2 separate regions of the Mus musculus genome follow, and region 2 is linked to region 1. The links are chromatin loops, found by intact Hi-C in ENCODE. Cell type or tissue: gastrocnemius. All regions are shown on one strand. Links, peaks and the distances in the headings refer to the core of each region. The heading gives the core; the rest is flanking DNA.

What was found. A loop is a pair of places that touch in the nucleus more often than their neighbours do. Peaks named below come from ENCODE experiments on the same cell type or tissue, not always from the same donor. Only the 100,000 strongest peaks of a DNase experiment are listed, where the experiment ranks them.
Region 2: a loop joins it to region 1, with 2.6 times the contacts of the local background. A loop is called at or near these places in 7 of 42 quality-filtered maps.

What each region holds. Positions count from the first base shown.
Region 1 is chr11:68,406,298-68,410,691 of GRCm38, reverse strand. It overlaps Gm31954 (a long non-coding RNA gene), which reads right to left. Exons shown (of 4, transcript XR_879961.3): 4 at 4,118-4,394. Among named protein-coding and RNA genes, the nearest start is that of Gm31954, 9.1 kb to the right of the region's middle. In gastrocnemius, for the core only: a CTCF peak has its summit at 2,322 (motif pointing right); a DNase peak (open chromatin) is centred at 2,340.
Region 2 is chr11:67,895,698-67,900,091 of GRCm38, reverse strand. It overlaps Usp43 (ubiquitin specific peptidase 43), which reads left to right. Exons shown (of 15, transcript NM_173754.4): 4 at 1,116-1,208; 5 at 2,736-2,871. Among named protein-coding and RNA genes, the nearest start is that of Usp43, 24 kb to the left of the region's middle. In gastrocnemius, for the core only: a CTCF peak has its summit at 2,601 (motif pointing left); DNase peaks (open chromatin) are centred at 2,617 and 2,890; H3K4me3 peaks cover 243 bases; H3K27ac peaks cover 1,002 bases.

The DNA of each region.
Region 1 (4,394 bases), core at 224-4,223:
CCGCCTCCGCCTCCGCCTCCGCCTCCGCCTCCGCCTCCGCCTCTGCCTCTAGCGTGCTGGGATTAAGTGTTCTAGGTGTGTGTGTGTAACATACCTATCTGAATATTGCCTTTCTATCCTGAAGCTCTACTGAACTAACTTATTTTTAAAATATAATACTTGTATTAGGCTGGAGAGATGGCACAGTGATTAAGAGCAGTGACTGCTCTTCCAGAGGTCCTGAGTTCAATTCCCAGCAACCACATGGTGCTATGGATGTGTGTGTGAGGGTTTGTCTTTACAACCATCTGCTATGGGGTCTGATGCCCTCTTCCGGTGTGTCTGAAGAAAGCAATGATATACTCATATACATAAAATAAATAAATCATTAAAAGTAATACTTGTATTAATCCTTCGAGAATTTCATGCATGGTGAACTCACTGACTTGTGTAAGAGAATCTCCTTTTGGTTTGTGCGCACAGAAGCCTCGCTTGGGTCCCGCCAGTCCTGCTTTACGCTGTCAACAATATGAGTTCTTATCTCCAAATATAATTTTTGTTCTAAGATGCCTGCTTGATTATTGTTAACATCAAGTTCTCCACTGGAATCTTACCCATTTGCCTTTCCTTGTTGTCCCATTCAACATACCTACTACCTCCATTTTAAAGTTCTTATCTATTTATTCCAAACTTTGGATCACTGCAAGGCTCCCACTGCTGTCTGCCCCTTTTTCTTCACTGTTGGTGATGCGTTCCTCTCCCTACACGTGCCATATTTTCTTATTGTATCCCAGATAGTGCATCCAAGAGCCTTGGAGATGGAAGTCAATTTGTTTTCCCTTAGTGAGGGTTTGTCCTCTTCTCAGAGACATTTAACATAAGGGGTGATCATCACCTCCGTCCATTCAAGAATGAGGGATGTGGGGCAGACTAGGAACACCTCTGCTGTGAGACCTTGCTGGGCACGTAGCTCAGGCATAGAGCATTTGCCTAGTATACGCACAGGGTTTAATCCCTAGCAACACATGTATACACACACACACACACACACACACACACACACACACACACACTAATTATTGTGACTTAACCAGTTGTTTTGAGTTGTTGCAACAGAAGCTTCCACTGCTTATTGCATTGTGTTTGGAAGGAGTCCCTCAGATAGTGTGGTGGTTTGAGTAAGAATGGCCCCCATGGCAGGCTTTAGTGGCACACATCTTTAATTCCAATATTTGAGAGGCAGAGGCAGGATCCCTGTGAGTTCAAGGCCAGCCTGGTCCACTTAAGCAAGCTCAGGACAGCCAGGGTTCTATTACACAGAGAAACCCCGCTTTGGAAAACGAAAGGGGACAAAGAAGACACTATTGTGAAGTGACTTCAAATGTGGAGAACATAGGTACAACAGCTACTTAACCGTTTAGGATATGTAAGATACGTCATGAATTAGAAAGTTAAATGTGTCAGTTAAAAAAAAGCATGATGGCTCAAGACTCCTGGTGAGCCTCAACTGAGGGCAGGGGTTGGAAAGAGAATTGGTCAGCAGGGTGTGGCCTGGCTTTCAGGACTTGCAGAGACCTTGGCTCATCCTAAAGCTGGAAGCCTTTCACCTTTGTAGAGTAGACTCAGCCACCCCCAGCCTCCCCCGTGCTAACTAGGTGATCAGTGAGGAGCCCCGATAGTCCTGATGTCAACCTTCATTAGCACTGGGAGGAGTCCCACCACTGTCCTGCTCATAGCCAGCAGGATGTGGAGAACCACAGACAACAGAACTTCAGACTAAGGCAAGGAGTGGTGGTGAGCTCCAACTTTCACTCTCCCTGATCTTCGCTGGCCTGAATTCCTCAACTGGCCTCAAGCTCGGGAAACCGAGTACTGGGATTACAGCCATCACACACAGTACACTTCTTTATTAACGTATTTAATTACATGCTGGAATGACATCTCTGGTAGCCAGTAGTAACAGATATACATGACACTTCCTGTTGTTTCCAACCAATGTTATACGATATTTCTTTAAAATATGCTGACTTACTGGGGGGGGGGGCAAAAAAATCACAAGTAGTGTTTTTGTCTAATGAATAATAATTACCATAATAATCATTCAAGGACGTGTTAAATTTCAGTTGGAGAGGCCAGATCTAGTTGTGCACTCGGGAGGCAGAGGCAGGCACATCTCTGAGTTCAAGACTAGCCTGATCTACAGAGCAATGTCCCGGACAGCCAGATCTACACAGAAAAACCCTGCCTTGAAAAAAACCAAACAAAACATTTCAATTGGAGCTGAGTGAAAATATCACCTAAGTAAGGCACAGAAACCTGCAGTGTAAATAGAGACAGCCCCCACTAGAGGGTGCTAGTGTTGTAGAAAGAGGAGTGTCTGACTGACCTCAGCTGTCACAGCTCCAGGCCACCATCTCTTCCCTTAACCCAACCTCCAGGCCTTCCCAGGCCATCTCTTCCCTTCCACCTACCTCCAGGCTTGTCCATGCACACTGTGCTCTTAAGAGTGGAAGATTCAACTTTGCTGTACTAACAGGTCTGACTTTCAGCCCGCTGGGCTAACCAGAAAACAAAAGAACACACAAGATTCTGGTTCTGAGCCGAAGCTGTGTCCCACATCTTTGATGGTTTGATGGACAGCCAAGTCTCAGAGGGTGACCTCTGATGAAATCTGAGGAGGGCCACTAGCCTTCTGGAAAGTTCTTTCCACTATGTTTGGGAACATGTCACCAGGGTCAATGGTGGGCGAGTCGCTTCCACCTTGAATGTGTGGATGTGACAGTCAGAGCGGCTGAACTCTATGTAGAGTCCTCTCAAAGGGGGGCTGGGAATAATTCCCACCTGGGGCTGAGCACAGCAGTAGTGCTCTTCATCCCCAAATGCAGAGTGAGCCCAGGTCAGTTCCTCCATCGCCATTTCCCCTCCTACGTGCAGCTTTGAAAGCACTTGAGAGGCAGTGTGATAGGGTGGCCATAACCACACCCCTAAGCCTGGGGGGGGGGGCAGCGCTTCCCTATCAGGTGAGAGCCATGGGGCTGTGTTTCAGCAGCCTCCACAAAAGCAGAGCCTAGACAAGCTCTGTTAAGAAACCCAGCCTTGCCACCTCCTTAATGCAACATCAGCAAGTCGTGGAACCTCTATGTCTGAAGTGGAGAGAGGGGCAGCCCTGACCTTATGAAGTTGTTATATTGACATGACTCAAAGAACACAGTGCACTCCAAAGACGGCCCAGCCTACAGGAAGTACCAATGAGGAGCTGCCCGCCGCTGACAACTGTCAGCACGGTTTAAGACAATGAGACAATGCTGACACCATTCTTGCCCTCGTGCTTCCTCTCTCATGACTCTGAGAAGTTAGCCTCTTTCTCTTTCTTAAAGAGACTGTTCTCTGGCTCAGGACGTAGCTCAGTGGAAGGCTATTTACCCAGTATGCATCAAGCCCTGGTCCCATCACGGGCACAACAACCGCATCCATCACAGCTGACAAAGAAAACACCTTTTTGAGCCCACTGCTGTCCTTCCAGGCTCTACAGGTATGGCGGGAGAGTGACTTTGTCTTTTTACATTCACCTAACATGGTGTTACCATTGACACTGGTGACTTCCTATCTTTGTGGAGGAGCTCTGCCAGAGGGCTGAGCATCTAGGCCTGAAGTCAGATGCCCTGTATCCAAATGGTGACTCTGATGCTTTGTAGCATTGTGACTTCAGGGTGACTTGATCCCCTTTTGACTCAGTTTTCTCATTTCTGAAATGAGACATTAGAAGCACTGTACTACTCTAGCTCTTAGAACAGGCTGGACACATAGCCAGTGATCAATATGTGCTAACTGCTACACTGGCTTCTTGACCACCCCAGGCTGCCCCAGGGTCATAGCCTTTACCTGCCCTGTCCCTGCCAAGGAAAACCTCTACTCTCCTACCTGACTAATACCTTCCCCAACCTCAAGTTTCAACATAAGTATCTATTCTCCAGTTGTGCCCAGAGTCTCAGCCCCTAGAGTCTCTGTACATCTTTTTTTTAAGGTTTATATTTACTTTTATCTTCTATGTATGTATGAGTGCCCCCTGTGTATGTATGCATACCATTTGTGTGCCTGGTGGTCACAGAGGCCAGAAGAGGCCATTCAGTCCCCTGAAACTGGAGGTATAGGAGGTTGTGAGTCACCATGTGGGTGCTGGGAACAGAATCCCAGTCCTGTACATGAGTATCAAGTGCCTTCTACTGTTGAGCTATCTCTCCAGCCTCATCTCTTAACTTGTATTGCTTATCTGCATAGCGGTCACACAGACACATATGCTGTTGTTTATTAAATATTTGTCTTCCCCACTAAGCTTAGAGCCTGATGAGTCCACAGCTGTGTCTGCCCAGTTCCGTGTCCTTGAAGGCTGACATGCCAAAGGAGTCCATAAATGT
Region 2 (4,394 bases), core at 165-4,164, 510 kb after region 1:
ATCTTGCTATATAGCCTACAATAATGGCCTGGAACTTTCCACCCTTCTACCTTAGCCTCTTGAGTGCTAGAATTACAGTTATGAAATACCACATCTGACTCTTGGAAAGTTTTTATACTTAAGATGCCAGAGTCCCTCCCCTATGTCATTGATATGTAATGTATGTCAGGAAAACCTGGAAGTCTGCACCTTTAAAAATCCATCTGTGGACTAGGCTAGTGAGATGGCTCAGAGGGTAAAGGCACTTGTTGCCAAACCTGATAACCTAAGTTCTATGCCAGAATCCACATGGTGGAAGGAAAAGACCGACTCCCAGAGACTGTTCTGACTCGATATACATACTGTGGTACCCTTCCACTCTCCCTATCAATTAAGCAAACAAATGAATAAATAAAATAGCCATCTCAAAAAAGCGATTCATGTGTTTTGGGGGCTCAGGGAAATCTGGTACCCAGGGAATAGTCACATTCCACTTACTTTGCCCCCAGCTTCTAGAAACCACCGATTTGAAGTGCATCTCTTTGGCATTTCCTATTCTAGATAGCTCATATAAATAGAATGATACAGCCGGGCAGTGGTGGCACATGCCTTGAATCCCAGTACTTAGTAGGCAGAGGCAAGCAGATTTCTGAGTTCGAGGCCAGCCTGGTCTACAGAGTGAGTTCCAGGACAGCCAGGGCTACACAGAGAAACCCTGTCTCGAAAAAACAAAACAAAACAAAACAAAACAATAAATAAATAGAGTGATACTATAGATCTGGGCATTTCTTGGTACTTGACATATTTCCGGGGACTATGTATTTTTGTTTTTGTTTTTTTGTTTTTGTTTTTGTTTTTTTTTGTTTTGTTTTTTATGGCTGAGTTGTATTCCACAGTGTGGATGTACCACATTTTGTCTACCCCCTTATCTATTGCTGGGTACTCTGGTTGGTTCCGGCTCTGAGGCTTGTGCAGGACTGCAGCAGCATTCACACGTAAGTGATCATTGAACACCTGCTTTCAGTTCTGCATGGAACTGCTGGAAAGGAAGTGCTGTAGTAATTCTGTGGCGATGTTTGAGGGCTACCAAGCTACCTAAGTGTGATGACGGTTCATCTCTGCTCTTGCCTTCACAGGTCTTCCTTGACTTGTCCACACTGCCTAAAACAAAGCAACACCTTCGACCCTTTCCTGTGTGTGTCCCTTCCCATCCCCTTGCGCCAGACGAGGTACGTGAGTGTCCCAAGTGCTTCGACATGCCCACTGTACTTGGTCCCTCTTTCCTCTTTCCTGAGAACCTTCTCTTCCTGGAGCTGCCATTTTCACTTAGCTGTCTCTAAGACTGGTTGTACAGTCAGGTGCCACTCAGGTAATAGGCAATTAAAGAGAAAGGGGTGTGCAGTCTCCAGCTGATGAACAGGATGCTTTTGTGTGTCTGTGCTGAGTCCACGCAGTGTCCTGACTTAGATCTCTGGCCTGCTCAGGAGCTAGCACAGCCCCCACTTCAATCAGACAAGGGCTTCTGTTGCCACATGCTCTTCCCTGCCATATCTCACAGTCTTGTCCCTTCCTCATAAAGGTATGGAAAATTTTTTCTTTTCTGTCTTTCCTATTTATTATTTATTTATGGACAAAGTCTCATTCTATAGCCGATCCCTCTGCCTTAGCCTCCCAAGTGCTGTGTCTGTAGGCATGAGCTACCACACTTGATTCTAGGGAGATTATTTCATGAAGGAGGAAAGAAAGAGAAAGAAAAAAAGGCTTGTTTGGTACAGGTGAGGAAAAAAAATTGGTATTGGGGTGAGAGAGCAGTGGGTTGCAGTGTCTGAAAGCAAGGCCTGGCAGTGCAGTCTCTTTCCCAGAATCCCACCTTGCCATCAACACAACTGGCCTGGCCTGTGTTGTGGAAGGTGACTGTAGGAGCCAGTGTGGGCCTGGAGGTGGAGGTGTTTCTTCATTGTGTTCCCACCTTGTTCAGTCCTGACTCCTCCCCTTCCTAGCCACATCTGCATGCTTAGGATCTAGCAGAACACAGGACTTCTTCACAAAGCCACACATGACAGTCACACCTCCATCTGCTGAGAACTGCTGTGCTGTCTGTGTCATAAGCATGACAGTGGTCTTATACAGTAGCATGGGTTATACCACCGTTGATAGAATCAAAATGTGGGCTGTGACTGAGGAGTCTCCGTACGAAGCACAGTGGTTAAAGCAGTGACTCTGGGGCAGACTTCCCAGGTTCTAATCCCAGCTTGTGACTTGGCTACTTACTACAGCACAGCAGTCACTGTCCCTCAGGAGTGGGCTCCGGGGTCTGTGAGGGGAAGTGAAAGCAGAGACTGGAAGGGAAATTTTCATTGATGGGAAAGTGACCAGTAGGGTTGATTTCTTCTAAAATAAGCCACTTGGCTGTTTTGATTTACAAAATGCAGAGTTTTCTTTGTTTGTTTGTTTTATTTTATTTTATTTTATTCATTTGTTTTAGCTGTTTAACTGTTAACAGTCTTAGGATCAGAGGGACCGGATGGAGATCTATATAGTATAATTTCTACTCAAAATTCTCTTATGTTCAACCCCATGGAAAAGCAGTTTGGGAGATTTGACTCTCTCCTGCCACCTAGTGGCTGGGCACCTAACGTGCAGGGACCTAATTAGCAAACTGTGTCTAAGGACTGAGCCTGCCAGCCATGGACCATGGCATTGGTGACCATTCCCTTCAGTCCTTTAAGAATTTTGGCTCCCTTTCTGTTTTCCAGATTCTTGAGTGTCACTTTGGTGTTCCCCTCAAAGAGCCAGCGGTTTCTGCGTGTTGGCTTGGCCGTGCCAATCCTCAGCACAGTGGCGGCCTTGAGGAAGATGGTTGCAGAGGAAGGAGGTGTCCCTGCAGAGGAGGTGTGCTGGAACGGCTGGGGCCTGGCCATTGGATGACAGAATGCTGACTGGGCCAGCTGCCCAGGCTAATGTGTGGTTCCCAGATGACTCCAGCATGACTCACTGGCTTCTATTTGATTAGTTGTCCCTCGGTGTCTGTGGTGACCCGGCCTTGACTTCTGCATTATTACTCAGGGTGACCGCAAAGAGACACTTTGCAGTTCAGAAGGTGATGGTAATTGTGATCCAACAGCAGCTAACCAGTCATGTTTACTAAGTGTGGGCCCTGTCCCTTGATGGTTTTCTCCCTCTGTCTCCCCTCCCTCCCTTCTGACATAAGGTCTCACTATATGATTCTGGCTGGCCTGGTACCCCTATATATATATTCCAGGGTGTCCTTAAATTTCTATCCATCCTTCTGCCTCAGCCTTCCCAGTGTTGAGATATAGGCATGTGGCACAGCGCTCAGTTTATCTCGTGAGTTAATCTTGACCACTCTTATAAAGAAGATATTACAGAGATCTTCATCTTGGAAGTGAGGAAAAAGGTTCAGAGGGGTTAGTGAATTGTCCAAGGTCACACAGCAAGGAGGTGGCTAAGCTGGGATGGGAACACATGTGGCTTTATGCTTTTCCACTCCTGAGAATATCGGCGGGGTACCGGAGGGATGCTTAGTGAGATGCAGATATTGAAGGTTTGTGATAGGAGAGGAGATGGAGAAGGTGGGAAACTGTTCTGCTGGCTTAAGCCTGCCTCCTTTGTAGCCCAAGCTGGCTTTGACCACATGACCTTCCTGCCTTGGGCTCAGCATGTACCATCAGACCTGTCTTTGATTGATTGATTGATTGATTGATTTTTTATTTTTTATTTATTTAGACAGCATCTCATTCTGTGGCTTAGAAGGCACATACCCAAACAACCTGTCTTTGTTTCATATATGTAGTTGTTAATTACTTAATTTTTGAGACGGGACCTTCTCACTCTGTAGTTTAGACTGCTGTGGAACTGACTGTGAAGCCCAGGCTAGTCTCACACCCCTGGTAATTCTGTCCCTCAGCCTCCTGAGTGCTGGGGTTACATGTGTGAGCTGCCACATTCGGCTTCACTTTGCTTCCTAAGGAGTCCTTGTGAAGAATTAGACCCCTGTGACGTGTGGTGGGATAAAAGTGATACAGTGACAAACACCATGGCAAGATGAGAGGCCACATGAGTTTCCTAGTTGCTGTGACCAAATTTCATGGCAAAAGGCAAGGGAAGAAGGGCAGAAGGGTTCATTTTGGCTTTGAGGGCTACACTGTAGCCTGCCATTGCTGGGGGATGGGCAGGACTGAGGCAGCTGGTCCCAGGTCCGCCTACAGTCAGGGAGCAGAGAGAGATGGATGGTGCTGGTGCTCTGCTTGCCTTCTTAGCATTCCGCCCATCCCCAGGCCATGGGCGGCTGCTGCTCACATTCATGGCGAGTCTTCATCTTCAGCTAAACCTTTCTAGAAATATACCCATGGGCACTTGCAGCTGCGTTTCCACGGTGATCCTGAATGCAGTCA